Linked DNA regions of Homo sapiens: region 1 is linked to region 2. A link is an interaction called in ENCODE POLR2A ChIA-PET data of the cell type or tissue named here. Cell type or tissue: GM12878. All regions are shown on one strand. Links, peaks and the distances in the headings refer to the core of each region. The heading gives the core; the rest is flanking DNA. Region 1 has its middle 13 kb from the start of NUMB. Region 2 overlaps NUMB (NUMB endocytic adaptor protein).

Region 1 (5,381 bases), core at 83-5,082, 180 kb before region 2:
GCCAGCAAATATCACGTGGTTTTTCTGACTTTGGGGATTTGTTGTCTAATTGGATAAAATGGGCTTTTCTTGTTGGAGGCAGCAACAGAGCCTTTCAGAGGTCAAGAGCAAGCTGGTTACTCTTTTTTTTTTTTTTTTTTTTTTTTGAGACGGAGTCTTTGTTGCCCAGGCTGGAGTGCAGTGGCACGATCTCGGCTCACTGCAAACTCCGCCTCCCGGGTTCACGCCATTCTCCTGCCTCAGCCTCCCGAGTAGCTGGGACTACAGGGGCCCGCCACCAAGCTCGGCTAATTTTTTGTATTTTTGTAGTAGAGACGGGGTTTCAACGTGTTAGCCAGGATGGTGTCAATCTCCTGACCTCATGATCTGCCGGCCTCGGCCTCCCATGGTGCTGGGATTATAGGCGTGAGCCATCGCGCCCGGCCTCGTTACTCCTTTTTGAGACCCCAGTTATATTTTTAAAAATGAAGTGCCAAAACTCAATTTTAAAAAGTTTTGGTAGATTTTTAATGTGTATGCTTAAGGTTTTTGTTTGTTTGTTTTTGAGACAGAGTCTTGTGTCGCCCAGGCTGGAGTACAGTGGCACAGTCTTGGCTCACTGCAACCTCCACCTCCCAGGTTCAAGCCATTCTCCTGCCTTAGCCTCCTGAGTAGCTGGGATTACAGGTACCCACCACCATGCCCAGCTAATTTTTGTATTTTTAGTGTAGACGGGGTTTTGCCATGTTGGTCAGGCTGGTCTCAAACTCCTGACCTCAAGTGATCCACTCGCCTTGGCCTCCCAAAGTGCTGAGATTACAGGCATGAGCCACTGCACCTGGGCAAGTTATCATTTTTTAACACAAACAATTACAATGAGTTTCTTTTGAAATAATTTTTAAAAAATTGAAATTGACATGAATGTTCATAGCAACATAGGGAGACCCCCGTCTCTACAAAACATAAAAATACCAGCCTGAGCAACATGGCAAAACCCCATCTCTACAAAAAATACAAAGATAGCTGGGCATGGTGGCATGCACCTCTGGTCCCAGCTGAGCCCAGGAGTTCAAGGCTGTAGTGAGCTGTGATCATGCCACGGCATTCCAGCCTAGGCAACAAAGCAAGACCTTGTCTTAAAAAAAAAGAATCCAGAGAGAGGATCAGGCAGTTAGTGCCTTCATTAGACCACACTATCCCATCAACACCAAACTGTTGTTTGGAGGGCTTCAGCTCACAGCACCATGCAATTTCCTAACGCTTCTGAGTTTGAGACTCCCCTAGACAGAAGCTAAGTGGAGCACATCAGACTTCCAAAAGCCTCTGCAAAGCAACGTGGTATTGTGGGAAAATGGTAGATGCAAGTTCAAATAACCTACTGCTAATAATAAATGTGTGACTTTGTGAAAATTACTTTATCCTTCTGACTTTTACTTTCATCATTTGTAAAACGAGAAGAAGACTATCTCATGGGTCTCTTGCATGTGGTTCCCAACCAGGCTGCATGTTAAAATCGCAGTTTAAAAATGTGACAGCCTGAGTCACACCTCCTGCAAGTTAAATTGGTGTCTCCAAGGGTGAGATCCAGACACCAGTAGATTTTTAAAGCTTCACACGTCATTCTAATCTGCATCCAGGATTGAAAATCACTCGTGAAGCCAGGTGCGGTCGCTCACGCCTGTAATCCTAGAACTTTGGGAGGCTGAGGCAGGAGGATCACCTAAGGTCGGGAGTTCGAGACCAGCCTGATCAACATGGTGAAACCCCCATCTCTACTAAAAATACAAAAATTAGCCGTGCGTGGTGGCCAGCATCTGTAGTCCCAGCTACATGGGAGGCTGAGGCAGGAGAATTGCTTGAACCTGGGAGGCGGAGGTTGCAGTGAGCCAAGATCGCGCCACTGTACTCCAGCCTGGACGATAGAGTGAGACTCCGTTTCAAAAAAAAAAAAAAATCACTGGTGAGAATTAAATAATGTTACTGTACTTATGTAAATCAGGTGCCCTGTTAGTTCCTAGTCATTCCTCAATTTAAATTTCAAACCAGCAATTGACTGTGCTTTTGGTGTGTGTTCTAAAATTTTACCACTAGATGTCACTTTGACCATACAAGTTGGTTCTTGGAAGCTTCTGCTTCTCCGTTCTCAGAGTAACAACCATACAGCATCACCACAACCATTTGTTGAGCACCTGCTGAATGCCAGGCAGAGTGCCAATTTTCTTTCTTTTTTTTTTGAGACAGGGTCTCACTCTGTCGCCCAGGTTGGAGTGCAGTGGTGCAATCATGGCTCACTGTAGGCTTGACTTCCTGGGCTCAAAAATGATCCTCTTTCCTCAGCCTTCCCAGTAGCTGGGACTATAGGCACGCGCTCACCGCACCCAGCTAGTTTTTAATTTTTTTGTGGAGATGAGGTCTCCCTCTGTTTCCCAGGCTGGTCTCAAACTTGTGGGCTCAAGTGATCCTCCCATCTCAGCCTCCCAAAATGTTGGGATTACAGGCCACCATGCCCAGCTGCCAGTGATTCTTAGAACACATGACCTCCAGTCACATAACAACAAATAAGCAAGGTAGTTGTTATCCCAGTCATGAAAAAAGGGTTACAAATAATCTGTGACTTGTACAAAGATACACAGTTAGTGGCAGAACTGGGATTCCAGCTTCATTCATTCATTCACTCATTCAAAAACACTGAACAGGCTGGGTGCGGTGGCTCATGCCTGCAATTACTTCACTTTGGGAGGCCGAGGTGGGAGGATCAAGACCAGCCTAGGCAACATAGTGAGACTCCATCTCTACCAAAAAAAAAAAAAAATACAAAAATTAGCCAGGCATGATGGCACATGCCTGCAGTCCCAGCTACTCAGAGGCTGAGGTGGGAGGATCACTTGAGCTCAGGAGGCAGAGGTTACAGTGAGCCGAGATGGGGCCACTGCACTCCAGCGTGGGTGACAGAGCCAGACCCTGTCTCAAAATTAATTAATTAATTAAAATTTAAAAACACTGGGCCAGGCGCGGTGGCTCACGCCTGTAATCCTAGCACTTTGGGAGGCCGAGGCAGGTGGATTGCCTGAGATCAGAAGTTTGAGACCAGCCTGGGCAACATGGTGAAACCCCATCTCTACTAAAATACAAAAAATTAGCCGGGTGTGGTGGCAGATGCCTGTAGCCCCAGCTACTCGGGAGGCTGAGGCAAGAGAATTGCTTGAACCTGGGAGGCAGAAGTTGCAGTGAGCTGAGATCGCGCCACTGCACTCCAGCCTGTGACAGAGTGGGACTCTGTCTCCAAAAAAAAAAAAAAAAAATTTAAAACACTGAACACTTACTATGTGCAAGGTACTGTACCTGGTACTGGAAATTCAAAGATGAATATAGCATAGTTCTCATTCTCCAGATGTTCTTTTTTTTTTTTTCTTGAGACAGAGTTTCGATCTTGTTGCCCAGGCTGGAGTGCAATGGCGCAATCTTGGCTCACTGCAACCTCTGCCTCCTGGGTTCAAGCGATTCTCCTGCCTCAGCCTCCTGAGTAGCTAGGATTACAGGCATGCACCAGCACGCCCGGCTAATTTTGTATTTTTAGTAGAGACGGGGGTTTCCTCCATGTTGCTCAGGCCGGTCTTGAACTCCTGACCTCAGGATCTGCCTGCCTTGGCCTCCCAAAGTGCTGGGATTACTGGCGTGAGCCAACGTGCCCAGCCAGAAGTTCATTTTTAACCTTCACTTGTAGGTACATTTGAGAAGAAAAGGTAGGCACTTTTTTTATAGTTGTTCTTGGCCCCAGGGTAGCTCGGTCTTCGAAAGAACTTAAATGTTGTGTTCCTAAGAGGGTAGGATGACCCTTAGGTAGAGTTTTACACTGTATCCAGCCACTATGATAAAAGAATATTTTTGAGAGCTTATTAGGTAACTAAGAAGCTAGAGATCACATCTGGTCTGTTTTATCACTGCCTTATTTAATTATTTATATCCTCAGCAACAAACTATTGGCATTGGGTATGTAACTAATTTTTAATCAATAAATGTTTACTGAATAAACGAATTCCTAGTACTGTGTTAAACATTGTGCAAAAAGAGCCGTGACAGAAATATGTAAAGAAGCCTGCATCTGCCTAGGCGCGGCGGCTCATGCCTATAATCCCAGCAATATGGGAGCCTGAGGTGGGTGGATCACTTGAGGTCAGGAGTTCGAGACCAGCCTGGTCAATATGGGGAAACCCCATTTCTGCTAAAAGTACAAAAATTAGCTGGGCGTGGTGGTGCCTGCCTGTAATCTCAGCTACTCAGGAGGCTGAGGCAGGAAAATCGCTTGAACCCAGGAGGTGGAGACTGCAGTGAGCCGAGATCATGCCATTGCACTCCAGCCTGGGGAACAAAGAGAGATTCCATCTCAAAAAAAAAAAAAAAAGAGAAGAAAAGAAAAAAGAAGTCTGCATCTTATTCTTATAAGCAAATCTGAATATTTCCTTCCAAAAGTAGTACCTTGTTTTAAGTGCCTCCGCTGATTCATCCCTAAGGTGGGAAAGACTTAGAGATCTTGGAGAAGACTCTAAATGAGCCAGGGACCAGAGCATTATTATACTGCTTGATTTGATCTGTAGATTCAGGGTCTAATGACTGCTCTGGAGTTTGTTCTTATGTTGCAGGTATACAGCTGTATCTGTTTGAGTTGTCATTCATCAACCAAGCAGTTTGACAATTAGGACCGTAAGGATGACCAGGCTGGGTCAGACCTATCCAGCAGGTTAAAGGTTATTCAAGTTATTCAAGTAGTGGTCCTCAAACCTGGTTATAAATCAGAATCACCTGGGGGAGCTTTGCAACTATATACAGACCCCACTCCAACCTACTGAGTTGGAATACTAGGACCTAGGAGAGAGACATGAGACTTTCACATAGGACTAGGGTTGAAAATGAGTAGTTCAAGATCCATCCAGTTTTACTCATATATGGCTCTGCAATTCATAAATGTTGCCCTGATTTTTTTTCTGTATTCTGATTGTATTCCCTCCCTGGGTAATGAGTGCCATGCATTTACTACCTACAGTTTGGAGTAGTCTTCCTTTATATTGGTCCTAAGCTTAACTCTCCTGGAACTTTGTAAGAGACATTGAAACCTAAGATTTGGGGATTTGAGAGATGAGTTCATGTTGATCTTACGCATGCCACTTGTAATATTATAGGTTGAGCTCTCCCACAGAGCTTGCTTAGCAGTCACATGCCCATTCTTGAGATTTTTCTTATTTCACAAGGAGCTCTGGCTTTATCGAGATCCATTCTGCACCATCTAGACAACCTTTGTCCACTTCGTGCAATAGGAGAAAAATAATATCTGTTCCTCTGATGATTGTGACCCAGGATGATTGCAGCTTAGGTCATTCAGGACAGGTAAGCACTTATTGCCAGCT
Region 2 (5,381 bases), core at 172-5,171:
GGGCTTGGATCACTTATAGAGGAGAATGGTAGTTCTAAAAGTCTCCCTTGTCGCTTCTAGAGGCTGCTGCGCCAACCTTAGCACCAGATTCCTTTTGATCTATACTTTTTATGATAATCTGATACCTATTCTCAGCCTTCATATTGCTTTTGTTTTATTTTGCTGTATCCTTGAGGCAGTTAAAAAGAAAGGACACTGTTAAATTACTATTACATTCCATCACAGGAGGAATTATGCATCAGCTTGTTCTCATGTGATTCTCATGTGCCAAAAAGTATTTTCTGAGCCAATAAAAAGAAAATTATTTTTTCAGTAGTTTTTAAATCTTCCTGTGTCCCCAAAATGTCTCCATGAATTTAATGTCAAATTAAAAACCAAGCCAAGGCTGGGTACAGTGGTGCACACTTGTAGTCCTGGCTACACGTGGGGCTGGGACAAGGGGATCACTTGAGCCCAGGAGTTCAAGGCTGTAATGCTTTATGATCATACCTGTGAATAGCCACTGCACTCCAGCCTGGGCAACACAGTGAGACCTCGTCTCTAAAATTATTAGAGGCTGGGCACAGTGGCTCACACCTGTAATCCCAGCACTTTGGGAGGCTGAGGCAGGCGGATCACTTGAGGTCAGGAGTTCCAGACCAGCCTGGCCAACATGGTGAAACTCCGTCTCTACTAGAAATACAAAAATTAGCCGGGCATGGTGGCAGGTGCCTGTAATCCCAGCTAGTCGGGAGGCTGAGGCAGGAGAATCACTTAAACCCGGGATGGGGAGGTTGCAGTGAGCCAATATCGCATCACTGCTCTCCAGCCTGGGCGACAGAGTGAGACTCTGTCTCAAGAAAAAAAAAAAATTATTAGGAAAAATGTCTGTGTTAACTCTGAGAGAACAAATAATGGCTTTTTAAAGACTGTTAATAGAATAATGAAGACTTACTGTGTTTTTAACGTGAAAATTTTAGGTGACCAAGGGTCCTGCTATAACATACTGGGGGTCATAGGATAGTAGAATGGTCAACATCTCAATTTAGACATGTTACTTCCTGCTCTAAATACACTTGTGGACGCTACTTGTGGTGTAACTCCTTATGTATTTAATAATTATCTGACTCTGGTTTTCTTGGTTGATTTTTTTAAATGGGTGAAGAATCTAGTTATGAATTCTTTGCCCTTTATGGAATGTGATATCTTGGTTTTTATTCCATCTGTTACTTCCCTTTTACTTAATTTTATCTTATTGTTTTGCGTTGTGTTTCTAAAATAATGGCTTTGGCTTGTTTTTTCCTGAATGTTTCTGCAGTTTGGTTTGAGTATCTGGGTTTGGGCACCACTCCTGAACTTGGACTCCATCTGTACTTGTGACTTTTGGAAGGCAGAGTCAGTGTTTTCTGTGGAAGATGACATTTTTTTAATATTATATATGTGTATCTCCCCCTCCCCTTTTTGGTTTCTCTTAAAAGACTGGAAAGAAAGCAGTTAAAGCAGTTCTGTGGGTCTCAGCAGATGGACTCAGAGTTGTGGATGAAAAAACTAAGGTAAGATTCTTTATTTTTATTTTGATTTATTTTATTTTTTTTGGAGATGGAGTTTCACTCTTGTCACCCAGGCTGGAGTGCAATGGCACGATCTCGGCCCACCGCAACCTCCACCTCCCAGGTTCAAGCGATTCTCCTGCCTCAGCCTCCCTAGTAGCTGGGATTACAGGCATGTGCCACCATGCCCAGCTAATTTTGTATTTTTAGTAGAAATGGGGTTTCTCCATGTTGGTCAGGCTGGTCTCGAACTCCTGACCTCAGGTGATCCGCCCACCTCGGCCTCCCAAAGTGCTGGGATTACAGGTGTGAGCCACTGCGCCCGGCCTCGCCTGGCTAATTTTTGTATTATTAGTAGATACGGGGTTTCACCATGTTGGCCAGGCTGATCTCGAACTCCTGACCTCAGGTGATCCACCGGCAGCCTCCTAAAGTGCTGGGATTACAGGAGTGAGCCACCACGCCTGGCCTAAGGTAAGATTCTTATAAGCTTAAATGGGACTGCTCATATGTTTTTTAAAATCTCTAATGATCAAATATAATACCCTTAAGCTGTTGAAGGGTATTATATTGTTGAAGCTTTATCCTTCCACTTAGTCCAAAGTACAATCTCCTGAGAGACTATTTAACGTTCAGGAAACCACTTTAGTTACTCATTTACTTTATGAGAAATAGTATTCTCTCAACATATTGTTCTACATGACATAGCATGTCTAAGGTACTAAGCATTAGCATTTAGTGTTAAGATCTGAGTTCTTTTTTTTTTTTTTTTGAGATGGAGTTTCACTCTTGTTGCCCAGGCTGGAGTGCAGTGGCACGATCCCAGCTCACTGCAACCTCCACCTCCTGGGTTCAAACGATTCTCCTGCCTTAACCTCCCAAGTAGCTGATTACAAACACAGACCACCATGCCCCGCTAATTTTTGTATTTTTGGTACAGATGAGGTTTCACCATGTTGGTCAGGCTGGTCTTGAACTTCCGACCTCAAGTGATCCACCCGCCTTGGCCTCCCAAAGTGCTGGGATTACAGGCATGAGCCACCGCTCGTGGCCTATTTTTGTTCTTATATATTTTTTAATAAGTTTCCACTCTCACAAATTTGATACAATAGATGATAGACTATCCTTTTACCATGTTTTAAAATTAAAAAAAGATGGACTCCACATCTGAAATTTCTTCTTGCTCTGAAGAAAACACTATTTTAAGAAAATGATATTTGAACTAATTAACCTGGCTTTTGACTCAAAACTCAATTTAAGTGACATCTTAAGGACTAGTGAATGGCTCTTTGGTTAACATTTACTTAGAATCCAAATAATATCTCAAATCATAGGTACCATTTTGCATTTGAGAGACAGTGATCCTAAATGCCTAAATAAGAATAGACACACAGCTCTACCCCTAGAAAGCATAGGGTGTTATATAAGTACATTTAATTGTTAATTAAAATTTCCTAGAATACCTAAAGTCAGGAAGAAATTTAACAAGAAGATAATTAAAAAAAAAAAATTCAAATGCCACTGAAAGGGGAGAAAGTCTGGCAGGTAAAAAGCAGTTTTGATAGGCAACTTGCCTGGTAAATTTCAAGTGGTTTAATATAGCTGCATTTTAGTTATTTGACCTTATTACATTGCATACTTTTTTTTAAGTTCAAGAGAAGCAATAGTCTTCACTTTTAGTACATTACTGTTGGAAACAGTGATCATTTTAATTATTTTTTGGAACTTGTGTAGTTTTCATTAGTGTTTGGATGAAATTTGTTATACTTGAAAGCTATGTATTTAATTGTTTTATACAATAGTTGGAAAGTGATATTGCCCCCTTGTGGCTACTTACACCACTGGCATTCATTAGTTTAGTTTTTTCCACACTGAATAGTAGTAATTAGTAGTCATTGGTGGCTTGTCACCATTGGGACCATCTTCCCACCTTGTATTTCACTATAAGCGGGAACTAATACCATGTTGGGATCAGTATTGGTGATAACACCATGCCATGATCTGCACAAATTTTTATGAAACAGAAGCTGAAATCTGAAGCCCTTAACCTTTGAGCAAGAAGCTCTGTCAGATTGCCTTGCTATCCCACCTCTCAACTCATGTCTATCTTGATTCTGATAGTGTTCCTACCTTTTTTTTTTTTTTTTTTTTTTTGAGACAGTGCCTTATACTGTCACCCAGGCTGGAGTACAGTGGCACAGACATAGTTCACTGCAGCCTCAGCCTCCTAGGCTGAGATAATTTTTTTTTTTTTTTTTTTTTTAGAGATGGGTTCTCACTATGTTGCCCAAGCTGGTTTCGAACCCCTGGGCTCAAGCAGTCCTTCCACCTCGGCGTCCCAAAGTGCAGAAGACAGAATTTGAGGCAACAGTAGCCACTAGAAGGTAAAAAGAGAGGCTGGGCGTGGTGGCTCACACCTGTAATCCCAGCACTTTGGGAGGCCAAGGCGGGTGGATCACTTGAGTCCAGTAGTTTGAGACCATCCTGGCCAACATGCTGAAACCCTGTCTCTCCTAAAAATACAAAAAATTCGCTGGGCATGGTGGTGCGTGCCTATGGTTCCAGCTACTTGGGAGGCTGAGGCATGAGAGTCACTTGAACCTAGGAGGCAGAGGTTGCAGTAAGCTGAGATTGCATCATTGCACTCCAGCAGCCTGGGCGACAGAGCAAGACTATCTCAAAAAAAGAAAGTAAAAAGAGAATCCTGGAAATGAGTAAGCCAAAAAGGAGTAGTCCCAAATTCTGTTCATAAATTCTGCCCAAATCTCTGACCCTTTTAGCCATGTAGATTCAAGGCAGACTCCAAATAGCCCAACTAAGGATATAAAAACTGATATTTGATTACCTACGTATGGTGACATGCACCTGTAGTCCTAGCTCCTCGGGAGGCTGAGGCGGGAGGATGCTTGAGCCCTGGAGTTGAGGTTACAGTGAGCAGTGATTGCGCCACTGCACTCCAGCCTGGATGACGGAGCAAGACAGTCTCAAAAAAAGAACAAAAACGCCCTGATGTCTGAGGTGCTGTTCAAAAGATAAGAGTTTTCCATTTGAGTATAATCAAATTAGCTACCTGATAAAACCAAAAATATGACACTTCCAAGGAATGTAACGGAATCCATTCTTTCCACATACAACATTCACAATGACTACAATGCAGTTACTCAGCATACAACAAAACAGACAAGTCTGACTTATTCTCATCAAAATAACAATCAATAAAGACCTAACTTCAAGATGACTCAGATGTTGGAATTAGCAGACAGATTTTAAATGCCCGCCTTCACTATTTGACCAAGAAATAAATGTCTCTTGTATTTGAGTCATTGTATTGTTTTGTGTTTATAGCATCACCACAACTAGTACAGAAAATGGTACACTGAAGTAGACTGCTACCTTAACAGAAATGAAAACAGTGTATAGAAGGCATTATAACTATACTCAGTGACAGAAAGGAAATATGTTCATGTTGAATGAAGAGATAGAAATCTTGGCAGAGAATAGAAACTATGAAAAAGAAACAAATGGCTGGGCACGGTGGCTCGTGCCTGTAATCCCAGCACTTTGGGAGGCCAAGGCAGGTGGATCATGAGGTCAGGAGATTGAGACCGTCCTGGCTAACACAGTGAAACCTGTCTCTACTAAAAATACAAAAAAATTAGCCGGGCGTGGTGGCACACGCCTGTAGTCCCAGCTGCTTGGGAGGCTGAGGCAGGAGAATTGCTTGAACCCGGGAGGCAGAGGTTGCAGTGAGCCAAGATCGCGCCACTGCACTCCAGCCTGGGTGACAGAGTGAGACTGTCCAAAAAAAAAAAAAAAAAAAGAAAAAGAAACGAGTGGAAATTCCACACCTGA

The links. Peaks named below come from ENCODE experiments on the same cell type or tissue, not always from the same donor. Only the 100,000 strongest peaks of a DNase experiment are listed, where the experiment ranks them.
Region 1: POLR2A ChIA-PET joins it to region 2 with 14 read pairs; 20 of 35 experiments call an interaction of 5 or more read pairs at or near these places.

The regions. Positions count from the first base shown.
Region 1 is chr14:73,468,977-73,474,357 of GRCh38, reverse strand. No RefSeq gene overlaps it. Among named protein-coding and RNA genes, the nearest start is that of NUMB, 13 kb to the right of the region's middle. In GM12878, for the core only: a CTCF peak has its summit at 2,068 (motif pointing right); a DNase peak (open chromatin) is centred at 2,083; H3K27ac peaks cover 402 bases.
Region 2 is chr14:73,293,362-73,298,742 of GRCh38, reverse strand. NUMB (NUMB endocytic adaptor protein) reads left to right here. Exons shown (of 13, transcript NM_001005743.2): 7 at 1,458-1,532. Among named protein-coding and RNA genes, the nearest start is that of PAPLN-AS1, 50 kb to the right of the region's middle. In GM12878, for the core only: a CTCF peak has its summit at 3,353 (motif pointing left); a DNase peak (open chromatin) is centred at 2,172.